3 separate regions of the Homo sapiens genome follow, and regions 1 and 2 are each linked to region 3. Evidence: read pairs that join two places in POLR2A ChIA-PET (ENCODE). Cell type or tissue: OCI-LY7. All regions are shown on one strand.

What was found. Peaks named below come from ENCODE experiments on the same cell type or tissue, not always from the same donor. Only the 100,000 strongest peaks of a DNase experiment are listed, where the experiment ranks them.
Region 1: POLR2A ChIA-PET joins it to region 3 with 6 read pairs; 17 of 35 experiments call an interaction of 5 or more read pairs at or near these places.
Region 2: POLR2A ChIA-PET joins it to region 3 with 5 read pairs; 2 of 35 experiments call an interaction of 5 or more read pairs at or near these places.

What each region holds. Positions count from the first base shown.
Region 1 is chr9:20,638,497-20,642,496 of GRCh38, forward strand. No RefSeq gene overlaps it. Among named protein-coding and RNA genes, the nearest start is that of MLLT3, 18 kb to the left of the region's middle. In OCI-LY7, no CTCF peak of the experiment used is centred here; a DNase peak (open chromatin) is centred at 2,105.
Region 2 is chr9:21,117,062-21,121,061 of GRCh38, forward strand. No RefSeq gene overlaps it. Among named protein-coding and RNA genes, the nearest start is that of IFNW1, 23 kb to the right of the region's middle. RefSeq lists an enhancer at 1,930-2,189. In OCI-LY7, no CTCF peak of the experiment used is centred here; a DNase peak (open chromatin) is centred at 2,210.
Region 3 is chr9:20,556,925-20,560,924 of GRCh38, forward strand. The region is part of intron 2 of MLLT3 (MLLT3 super elongation complex subunit); the gene reads right to left. Among named protein-coding and RNA genes, the nearest start is that of MIR4474, 57 kb to the left of the region's middle. In OCI-LY7, no CTCF peak of the experiment used is centred here; no DNase peak of the experiment used is centred here.

The DNA of each region.
Region 1 (4,000 bases), 82 kb after region 3:
TGGGAAACACAGAGAAACCCCGTCTCTACAAGGAATTTTTTTTCTTTTAATTAGCTGGGCATGGTGGTGTGCACGTGTAGTCCCAGGTACTCGGGAAGCTGAAGTGGGAGGATTGCTTGAGTCCAGGAGTTTGAGGTTACAGTGGGCTATGATAGTGCCACTGCACTCCAGCCTGGGTAACTGAATGAGACCTTGTCTCTAAAACTAAAAAGCAATAAATAAATAATAAATAAATCAATAAATAAATAAAAAGAGAAAATAAAGATTTTAAACTATGTAAGCTAAAAATGTACTTAAGGATGAAGAAGAGATAGTTCACAGAATGAACAAATTCTTGACCTCAATACTGATCCAGTAAGGATCAGGGAGCATGCATTTTCCAAACTGTCTCCAACAATAGCAAATAATGGTCAATGGCTGGATATTCTAAACCAATGTAAAGTAATGTATAGAAAAGTCATAAGGACTGGCTTTTGGTCTCTGATTGCCTCACTAAATAGCACTTTATTTTGTTTTTTATTTTAAAAAGTAGAATGAGATTTGTTTTAATCCTTAGCATATATGTTTATTGGGCTTTCTGCAGGTTATTGACTTTTTTTTAGAGACAATCTCACTCTATCCCCCAGGCTGGAATGCAGTGCTGTGATCATGGCTCACTGCAGCCTTGAACTCCTGGGCTCAAGTGATCCTCCCACCTCAGCCTCCCAAATAGCTGCCACTGCAGGTGCATGCCACCACACTCAGCTAATTTTTTAAAAAGATTTTTGTAGAGATAGGGTCTTACTATGTTGCCCAGCCTGATAGGTTTTTATTTATTTATTTACTTATTTATTGTCATAGGGTCTCACTATGTCACCCAGGCTGATGTACAGTGACATAATCATGGCTCACTGCAGCGTCAACCTCCTGGGCTCAAGTGATCCTCCCAACTCAGCCTCCTGAGTAGCTGGGACTACAGCCATGCACCACCACACCTGACAAATTTTTGTATTTTTTGTAAAGACAGGGTTTTGCCACGTTGCCCAGGCTGGTCCCAAACTCCTGAGCTCAAGCGATCTACCTGTCCCAGCCTCCCAAAGTGCTGAGATTACAGGTGTGAGCCACAGCTCCCAGCTCCAGGCTGGCAGGTTATTGACTTAAAATTTCAATTTTTACATTCTTTCCTAATGTTTCATCACAGTTTATTTTCTAAAACTGATATTCTATATATGGTTTTATTTAGTTTAATACTTGTTCATTGAGAAATATTTCTTGAATGCCTATTTTTTTTTCCTTAGGCCCTAAGGAACCAATAATTAATAAAGACAGATGGACAAATCTGGCTGCTGTCTTTATGGAGTTTACAGTCTAGTGGAAAGCAAACAATTATAATGTTATATGTGTAAAGAACATGACAGAAACTCAGCTTGCCTACCCAATATTTATTCGCCACATCTTTCTTGTGAAGAGAATCCCAGCTTAGTTAGGGGTAAGCAACATGCCCAATTGTAGCAGATTGTATTTCCCCAAAATGGCCACAGTAATATTTTGTTTTTTGTTTTTTTTGTTTTTGAGATGGAATCTCAGTCTTGTCGCTCAGGCTGGGGTGCAGTGGCACGATCTCGGCTCACTGCAACCTCCGCCTCCCAGGTTCAAGCTATTCTCCCGCCTCAGCCTCCTGAAGTAGTTGGGATTACAGGCATGCGCCACTACATCTGGCTAATTTTTGTATTTTTTCAGTAGAGACGGGGTTTCACCATGTTGGCCAGGCTGGTCTCAAATTCCTGACCTCAAATGATCCACCTGCCTCGGCCTCCCAAAGAGCTGGGATTATAGGCGTGAGCCACTGGGCCCAGCCCACAGCAATATTTTGGTCCACTTGCTCTTCCATACCTCGCCACCCCCAGATCAAGTTGTAAAATCGACTTCTCTTCCCCTTTAACCAGGCAGACCTTTGTATTTTCCACAATGAATAGAATACAGCACAAGTGATAATGTGTGACTTCCAGGTCATAAAAGGCGATATGGTTTCTACCTCAGTCTCTCTTGGGACCCTCACCCTTGGGACTCAGCTATCGTGGTGTGGGAATCCAAGAACCCACATGAAAAGCTCATGTGTAGGTGTTCTAACCACAGTTCCAACTGTGTGAGTCTTCTTGGCCGGCAGCCAGCAACAATTGCCTCTAGGCTGATGCCAAGTGAAGCAGAGACAAGCTGTCTCTGCTAAGCTTTGCCCAAATGGCCTATTTGTGAGAAAAACACATTTTCATTCTAAGCCATTAACTTTTGAGTTGGTTTGTTTCACAGTAATAGAAACCTGGAAGATCTGCTTAAAAAATTGCTTTACCCAGCCTTCCTGGCAGATTGGTTAGGCATGTGACATAATTTTGACCAATGAGATAGAAAGAGAAGCCCATGGGTGAGGCTTCTGAGAAAGACTCAGCAGATACATGACTGTAAGATCTGGACCCTTTGTTCCTCCTTCTGCCTACGGCGCAGTGACAGCTAGAGCTCCAGCACCATTTTGTAAGAATGAGAACAAGAGCCACACTTTAAAGATTCCAGGACAGACATGTAGAAAAGGTGCTCAGCATTTTTAATCATTAGGGAAATGCAAGTGAAAACTGCAATGAGAAATCATTTCACACTTCTAAAAGGACAAACATTAAAAAGATTGACACACTAGATTTTGATGTGGATGTGGAACAAGTAGAATTTGCATACATTTCTAGTTGGAGTATAAAATAATACCAATCTTTGATAAACTGTTTAACAGTTTCTAATAAAGATAAAAATATACCTATTCTATGATCCATCTGGATTCAACTTCTAGGTGTTTATGAAACATAAAGACATATCTTCACAAAAAGACTTACGTAAGAATGTTCATAGTAGATTTATTTGTTATAGGCCAAAATAGGGAATAGTCCGTATGTCCACCAATATGAAAATTGGTAAAATGGATAAATTGTGCCACATATACTACATTGGAATACTGTTCAGTAATAAAATAAGAATGAACTACTCATATATGCAACAACATAAATGAATCTGAAAAACGTTATGTTGAGCAAAAGAAGCAAAATACATGAATATACATATACTATCTGATTCTACTTACATGGCATTCCAACACATGCGAAACCAATGAATTGTGGTAGAAATTAGAACAGTAACTGCATTTTAGAGGAATTGACCAAAAAGGCACAAAGGAATTATTTGGGGTGCTGGAAAAGTTCTACTTTGGAAACCAGTTGGGATATTGGTTACCCAGAGGTATACAGTCATCAGAATTCATCAGACTACTCACTAAGTTATGTATACTTTACTAGATGTATATTATAAAACATTAGTTCACTAAAAATAAATATGGTCATACTTTTCAATGGCTTATTTACTAGTGAGATCCACTGAAAGGAGCTATGACTTAAATATTATTGATTTGCTGTGATAGCTAACTTACAGCAGCAATGTTTAAACTAATACTAGGAATGAAAATATTTTGGTGACCAGGTCTCACCTACAAGTAAAATACTATCTCCAATTCGTTTACCCAAAACAAATATATTCTATGTTCTACATCAAAACATGTTCAACATGTTTTATTTCTCCTTTTCCCAAGCTAAGATAACCATAACAAGGTTATTTAGGCAAATCCCCATACCAGCAACTGACAGGGTTTCTTGATAAAGGTGATATCTCAGCTGAGATCTGGGTTACAGAAGGATTTATCAGCCAAAAAGGAAGAGAGAGAACAGAAGTAAAATGAAGCCCCAGGGACAAGGGAAAAATACACACACACACACACACACACACGCACACACACAGGAGAGAGAGAGAGAGAGAAAGAGAGGTGGAGAGACAAGCAGGCAGTCAGAAACAGAGAGATAAAGAAACTGAAAGATGGTCAGTGTCCATTGAAAAGGCTTAAACAACTATCTAAACAGGAGAAATAGTGCTTGATTGAGAAAGAACACAGAGAATCTTGAGAAGTATCTTCATCTGGATGGTGGTTAAATGG
Region 2 (4,000 bases), 560 kb after region 3:
ACCTTTTGCTGTTGATTTCTAATTTTATTCCACTATGGTCCGATAGAGTACTTGATGTAATCTCAATTTTCTTAAATTTACTGAGACTTGTTTTATGACTTATCATATGGTCTATCTTGGAGAATGTTCCATGTGCTGATGAAAAGAATGTATATTCTGCAGTTGTTGGATAGCATTCTATCCTGTATTCTATAAATATCTGTTAAGTCCATTTATTCTAGGCTATAGTTTAAGTCCATTTTTTCTTTGTTGACTTTCTGTCTTGGTGACCTGTCTTGTGCTGTCAGTGGAGTATTAAAGTCCCCCACTATTATTGTGTTGTCATTTATCTCATTTCTTAGGTCTAGTAGTAATTGTTTTATAAATTTGGGAACTCTAGTTTTAGGTGCATATATATTTAGGATTCTGATATTTTCCTGTTGGACTAGTCTTTTTACCATTATATAATTTCCCTTTTTGTCTTTTTTATCTGCTGTTGCTTTAAAGCTTGTTTTGTGTGATGTAAGAATAGCTACTTCTGCTCACTTTTGGTGTCTATTTGCACGGAATATCTTTTTCCACCCCTTTACCTGAAGTTTATGTGAGTCCTTATGTGTTAGGTGAATCTCCTGAAGACAGCAGAAACTTGATTGGTGAATTCCTATCCATTTTGCCATTCTAATATTAGTACTGAGGTGTAAGGGACTATTCTATTCATCAGCCTGTTTGTCGCTTAAATACCTTTTTTTTTCATTGTGTTACTGTTATATAGTTCCTGTGAGATTTATGCTTTAAGGAGGTTTTAGCTTGGTGTTTCAAGGATTTGTTTCAAGATTTAGAGCTCTTTTTAGCAGATCTTGTAGTGCTGGCTTAGTAGTGGTGAATTCTCTCAGCATTTGTTTATGTGGAAAAGACTATCTTTCCTTCATTGATGAAGTTTAGTTTTGGTGGATACAAAATTCTTGGCTGATAGTTGTTTTTTTTTTAAGGAGGCTTAAAATATGACCCCAATCCCTTCTAGCTTGTAGAGTTTCTGCTGGGAAATCTGTCGTTACTCTCATAGGTTTCTTCTTTACAGGTTACTTGATGCTTTTGCCTCACAGCTCTTAAGCTTCTTTCTTCATCTTGACTTTAGATAACCTGGTGACTATGAGCCTAGATGATGATCTTTTTGAGATGAATTTGTCAGGTGTTCTTTGAGCTTCTTGTATTTGGATGTCTAGGTTTCTACCAAGGTCAGGGAAGTTTTCCTCAACTGTATTTTCAAATATGTTTTCCAAACTTTTAGATTTCTCTTCTTCCTCAAGAACACCAATTATTCTAAGGTTTGGTCATTTAACATAATACCAAACTTCTTGGAAACTTTGTTCTTTTTTAAAATTCTTATTTATTTGCCTTAGTTGGATTGGGTTACTTCAAAAACCTTGTCTTAGAGCTCTGAAGTTCTTTCTGTTGCTTGTTCAATTCTATTGCTAAAACTGCATTTCTCTAAGTGTGTCCTTGATTTCCAGAAGTTGTGATTGTTTTTTATTTATGCTATTTCCCTGAAGATTTTCCTTTCATATTCCATATCATATTTTTTATTTCAAGGAGCAGAATACTATTTTTGGATGTCTTAACACAGGAAAAGGAAATAGAACTCTGTGTGCCCAGTTCCTTTACCTGTAAAATTAAGATAACCATAGTCCTACCTCGTAAAATTGTGGCAAGGATTAATTGTTTAATTTATATAACACACTCAGAATGATTCCTGGCACTTAACTAAGGGTACTTAAACGTTAGCTCTCCTATTTGAAACTGATTGGAGGATTATTCCCTAATGTGCTAGTTCTGCAGGAAAGTGAGTTAATTTCAAGAAAACTGGCCAGGGAACATTTTAATGCCAGCTCAACTACTCACAATGGAGAGGCAGAAATAGCCATTCACTTGGTGACTGAAGCAAGCATGTTGCAGCAAAGATCCCAGGGTATAGACAGAAGCACTGCTACCTGGCACACACACACCAGCTGTCTACAATGGCACACTTTACTTTCCTGGTTTCTTGGTTCTGTCTACCATTTGAGGAGCTAAAAGCTTTCACCAGAATAACACAGGCATCTTTCAGGAAGCCAGAAAAAGGATCCTGTGCTCTGTGAAGATAAGCTGCACTCTCCTCAGGCACGTGCCAGGCAAGAGAGGAATCCCCGCTCCATTCTTCAAATCCAATTTGTCAACTCACATTTAGTTCCCTTTTCACTTGTTGCATCATTCTTATTGTTATTTTTGCACCATCCGGTTCACTGTACAGTCCCTGTGCAGTCATTGTACAGTCCCTGTTTATCTATGATGAAATAAAACTGCATTTAGTTGTAAGTTTTAATGGTATGAAGGGTTTTTGGTTTAACTTTAAAGAAGTGCCAGAAACTGCTTCAGAGACAGGAAGCTCCTGCAGAAAACCGATAATAGACATGTTCACCTGTTTGTGGAGGGAATGGAGCTGGTGCTTATTCAGCAGCTGCTGTGTGTTGTCTGTGTATTCTCTTCTTAACTCTAGGCCTGGCTGCATTTATGCCTGAGAGTGGTTGTGAGGATTAAATACGTCCAGCTCAGACAAGTGCTTGATACCGAAAGAGAAAAGTAAACCCAGGCTGGAGGCTCACTGAAGTCTGTATTGGATAGAGCCAATGTGGAGTTTCTCGCAGAGGGAGTCCAGGTAGCACCTGGTAGAAGATGTTGGGTGGGCAGCTGTAGGGGCCAGGGGAAATCTTGCCCTTTGACCTCTGAAGGTTCCGTGAAAATCAATTGACAAAAGGCAGATAGATTAATAGGTGAAAAGGCATACAAATTAATTTTATCATAGTTTTATGTGTCATGGGAGCCTTCAGATTGAAGGGCCAAAGACACCATTTCTATGCTTAGGTTAATGAAGAATTGGACAGCTATGTAGAAAAATGACTGGATAAAAAGGGCATGATCTAATGCTAATAGACTGAGTGAGGAAGCCTAGCAAGGCCTGTCTGTCTAGATTCTTCTGGGCTTTTTTGTGCAACATTCCTTACTCTGGGAATGGGGCAGGGCCCTCTCTGAATGGAGTTATAATCTACTTTTAGATAAAACAGGTAAAATAATTTCTTTATGGCCAGTTTTTATGCAGAAAGACAAGGAGAAGGTTGAATTAATATGATTAGGTTTTATGGTTGTCATTGGGGAAAGGATTTCTGGTTTCTATGGCCTGCCTTGGGAAGAGAGATTCTAGAGAATAAGGGTCAAAGAGAGAGGGGCAGGAGGAAGTCAGAGAAAGTTTTGCTTCTGAGGCTGCTTCTGTGGCCGTCATTTTGGGGTATTGTTTTCTGAGCCTCAGCACAGCCCTTGTGTATCCCTGGGCCATCAATCCATTGATGAGAGCATTCTAACTGTGGCTGGCGGTGAAGAGTGTAGGACCCTCTGGTTGTGTTTGCATAAAGGAGAAGGGTCATTATTGTGAGAAAGAAAAAGTAGTGTCTTTTTCTCACCCATTACAAGGTTCATGGCTAATACCCCTATAATAAAAGAAGATTAACAAGAGAAAACCATAACTAATTTTAGAAACAATTTTTTTTATGAGAGACAAGACGATTTAGAAATGAAGATCCAAAGACCCAGGGAAACTGTCTATTTTTACGCTTAGGTTTATTGAAAAATGGACAGTCATGTAAAAGCATATTGGACAAAAAGGGGATATGAAGTATTGTTAATAAACTGAGGGGGGACTTAGCAAGGCCTACTTGTTCAGATTATTCTTGGTGTCTCTGTGTCTTTATTCCTTTCCTCCAGAAGCAGGGAAGGACACCTGTCACATGGGGGTCTTGCGACCTACTTTCAGGGGAGATAGGACAAAGCATTATTTTATGGCCAACTTTCACACAGAAAGGTTAGACAAGGTCAGAGAATGACCTTGAGTCTGCAGTTTTCTGAATTTTCAAGGTGCCATTATTTTGGGGTAGCATGTCGGGAACCCTGATATTAACATGAGTTAGGCAGAGCTCCCCCGCATCCCCCCTGC
Region 3 (4,000 bases):
GTTATAATGACAACGTATGCAATCAGCACAAGATTTGAAGACCATGGAGCTATACCAGTAGCAGTCGGTCTGCACTCAATGACTACGATTCAGAAGAAGAACGCAACCTACTGTTCCAGTCTTTAACTAACAACAGCTCCTCGGTTTGCACCTGCAGTTGGAGTCTCAGGAACATCATTTCCTCCACAAGCTTTGCACTTTCCCACCTCCTGGCCCCTGTTCATACCACCAAGAAAACAGACCCAGTCCTCCTCAAATTCCACCATTCTTCCTTAAGCAGGGGCTTTTGGTCAGGTGCTGTGAACTGCTAATTTGGTAGGAGAGCAGAATAACATAGTGGGGTAGTGGGGTTGAGGGCATGGAATGTGGTAGCAGGTTACCTGGTTTCAAAATCTGCCTCTACAATTTACTAGTTTAAGCCAATTAATCTCTCTGTGGTCCAATTTCCTCATCTTTAAAATGGGAATTATAATCAACATTACCTGATGGGGGTGTTGTAAACTGAATGAATTAATATAGCTAAAACCTTTAAAGCCCTGCTTGACAGTTTTTGCCACATCATCGTTATTGCCCCCACCAAAATTTCTACTACAGTGACTATCACCACACCTGGTCCAGATTTTTACTGTGTAGACACTAGCCCACATCTTTATAAATTGCTACTTCCTCACCTATTTCAGGGCACTGCTTACTTGCAAGAAACAAACAAGAATATCTATGAACCCCATTAGTCCCTTCCTAGAGAAAGGCACTAGTGAGAATATAATACGGTCCATAAAAACTCTGTGTAAATCAACTGGGGTTAAGGAAGAGAAACACTAGCAAAGGTATTTTAATTAGCGAGTAATTCTACCCTGTTTCAGAAACAGAAAAATCTAGTGGCAAAAAGTACCGGGAGAGGGCAAGTCCTGGGAAGAAACTGCTGGGAGAAGGTCACACTTTCTATTCCCAGGGCTTCATTCATTCCTTATCTTGAATCAAGAGACAATACATGGAAAATAATTAGAGGGGGATAACCTATATTGATAACCAAAGAAAACCAAAAAATAACTGGATAGACGATTGATACAGACATCACTGCCTATTCCTCTCCTCTCCAGTTGTTCAGGCCTACAGTTGGCTGTAGTTCACTTTTTACAGTTGGTTGAAAACAGAAAAAGAGGCTGCAAGAAGGAAGCCAAGGACAGTACTAAACAGCAGCTCTGGAGAACATGGGCTGGCAGGTGTATGAACACAGAACCATTGATTTCAGCGACCACTACAACAACCATCCCCAAAATCATATCTTCAGGAAAGAATGTTTCTTTTTAACAAATGATTTGCCCTAATAAACGCAGCCCCATATTTGGCCTTCAGAAGCAATTATTTTTTGTTTTTGTTTTTGTTTTGGTAGAGACAGGGTTTCACCATGTTGGCCAGGCTGATCTCAAGTGCCTAACCTCAAGTGATCTGCCTGCCTGCCTGCCTCAGCCTCCCAAAGTGCTGTGATTACAGACGTGAGCCACTGCACCCAACCAGGAAGCATCTTTCCAACCCGAACTGCAATATAACTTTTTCATTGCAATAAACCTAAACCTCACTTGTGCCTAAATGCAAGCCAGCATCACATCCTCAGCTGCCAAGTTGAAGAATAGGCTCTTATCAATTCAACAGCACCCAAAAGCATTAAACTCAGCTGAGATATTTGTGTGAAATACAGATTCCTGGACCCCTAGAGAGGCTGACTCAGTCTGGGGTAGAGATCAAGAATCTGCATTTTTAAACAAACCCCCAGGGAATTCTTAAGTACACTGTAGTTTTATGACCACTGCCTGAAGGACATCCCTGGAATATCACTTAGCAAATGCAATTCATACTTACTTTGCCCACTATGAGAAACTGTTGGCATCATTTGCATCAGCAAGCTCTGTTTCCACAAGACTGGGACCATGACTACAAACTGTTTCGGATTTGAAACTTGCCAGCATTACAAACAGAAAGGAAGGGGAGAGCATCTTTCTCATAGCTTAGTCACAGTCCTGGTGAAGGGTCTGAATCACCCTGACGGCTGCTTGTCTTTTTCACTAAAAGGCTGAATGATGAGGGTAGACTGTAGCACAATGGTTGTTTTATCCTGTTCCAGGTCCACCTTTATGGCCCAGGAACCCTGTAGCAGGAAAATGGGGCTTCATGGGATATGGTCTCTCGGGAATCATTCACTGAGCAGTTTTGCTAATTTGTTTTTACTAAAAATAATTTTATATAAAAGTAAAGTTATACTTTATAATACGATTCCATTTTAAAATACTGATATAAGTATTTTGGAATATTTGTGTTCCTAAAGAGAGCAAAGGATACTCCTTTGCAAAACATATGTATGAGTACTTTTAAAAGCTGAGACACTTTTAACTTTTGCTATTAAAAGGAAACATAAAATAAACAAAGCTTTTGTTAACTGGTTAAAGTAAGTGGTGTTCAAGTTGCCATTCCAGTTTCCAAGCTGTTTTTGTGAAAGCAGAGGGGTGGGGGCATTTTACACCAGTGCAAAGGGTAAGAATAGCACTCCGGAAGAATAAAACTTCTCTTTATTTTGGCACTCCACATTAACTTATCTGATAAGTTGCTGAGTTTATTATATGGGGATATTTATTTCAAAGCCAATGCCTTTTGCAGGGGTAGGCAGAGGCATGGTGACCAATTTTACTATGGCAGAGCCTTTGGCCAAATCACTTCACCCCTTTGAAATGCATCACATGGCATCCTTTAATTTGAGTGCCTCCTCCACCTGAGTCATGTAGGATAAATTACTCTGTGCTGTCAAATGTTGTGTACCTGTTATCACCACTGCCTGAGAGAGCATAAAATACATATTTTATGGAATAGTCACTCCTGAATGTTCAATATGCACAACATAGTTTTGGTAAAAAGAAAGACTGACTTTCTGACAAATACAAGGATTTTGTAGCAGCAAGAGTACTAACACAGAAGCAAGTGACTATGTTCTTAACCCTACGTAAACACAAACCAGACTAGTCATTTTACTTTGGGCAACACCAGATACATTCTCTGTGCCACTGGTTTCTTCAGATATAAAATAAGGGAGACTTGGATAACATGATTCCTAAAAGCTCACACTATAAACCTGTACTTTTCAAGCAGTCTCAGGTGTTGTTTTCTGTACCAACAAAAATGAAACATATTGTGAAGTTGACATAGAAATTCATTACTGTCTGCTTATTCCTGCTGAGGGTTCTGGAATTATAAGCCTGGGAAATAGCAAAATAATAGCTGCCATGCATAAGTTAAAGTGAAGAAAAAAAAATCAGAAATAACATCTGGATACCCAGACACCAGATCCCTTCAATACATGCAAACAGAAGGTATGTAGTCATTTTTAAAAGAAGGAGGCAAAAAGCCACAACTACTATTTTGAAAGATGATGTATACGAAAATTAGCAAAAGAAAACATATTATATCTTACATACTAAATAAGCATGATTTATACCAACTATACTGTCATTCATTCAACACATATTTACTGAGCACCCATTATGAGCCATGAGTTGGGGAAAAGAGCAAAAACAAGACAAACAGTTCCTGCTCTTTGGAGCTAGATAAACAGCAAGGGAGTAAGCCAAAATTAAAGAATTTTTACAAACGTGATGTTGATGCACAAAAGAAGTAGATATAGGGTGTGCCCGAAAACCTAATAGTAGAAGAAGCTGGGTGTGAAGGTCCTCAGGGAATAACATTTCATCTAAGATTTTAAGGATTGTGGGCGGGGAGCATTGTGGGCTAACAGGAGACAGCATTCTATGCAGAGAGGATAGCCTTACACTCTTATTAAAAAATTTTTTATTCTATTTTTATTATTTTTCTTTCATTGATACATAATATTTTACATATTTATGGGGTACATGTGAGTATTTTTTACACATACAGATTGTGTAACAATCAAGTCAGGGAATTTGGGGTGTCATCACCTTGCATGCTTATCATTTCTACGTATTGGTAACATTTC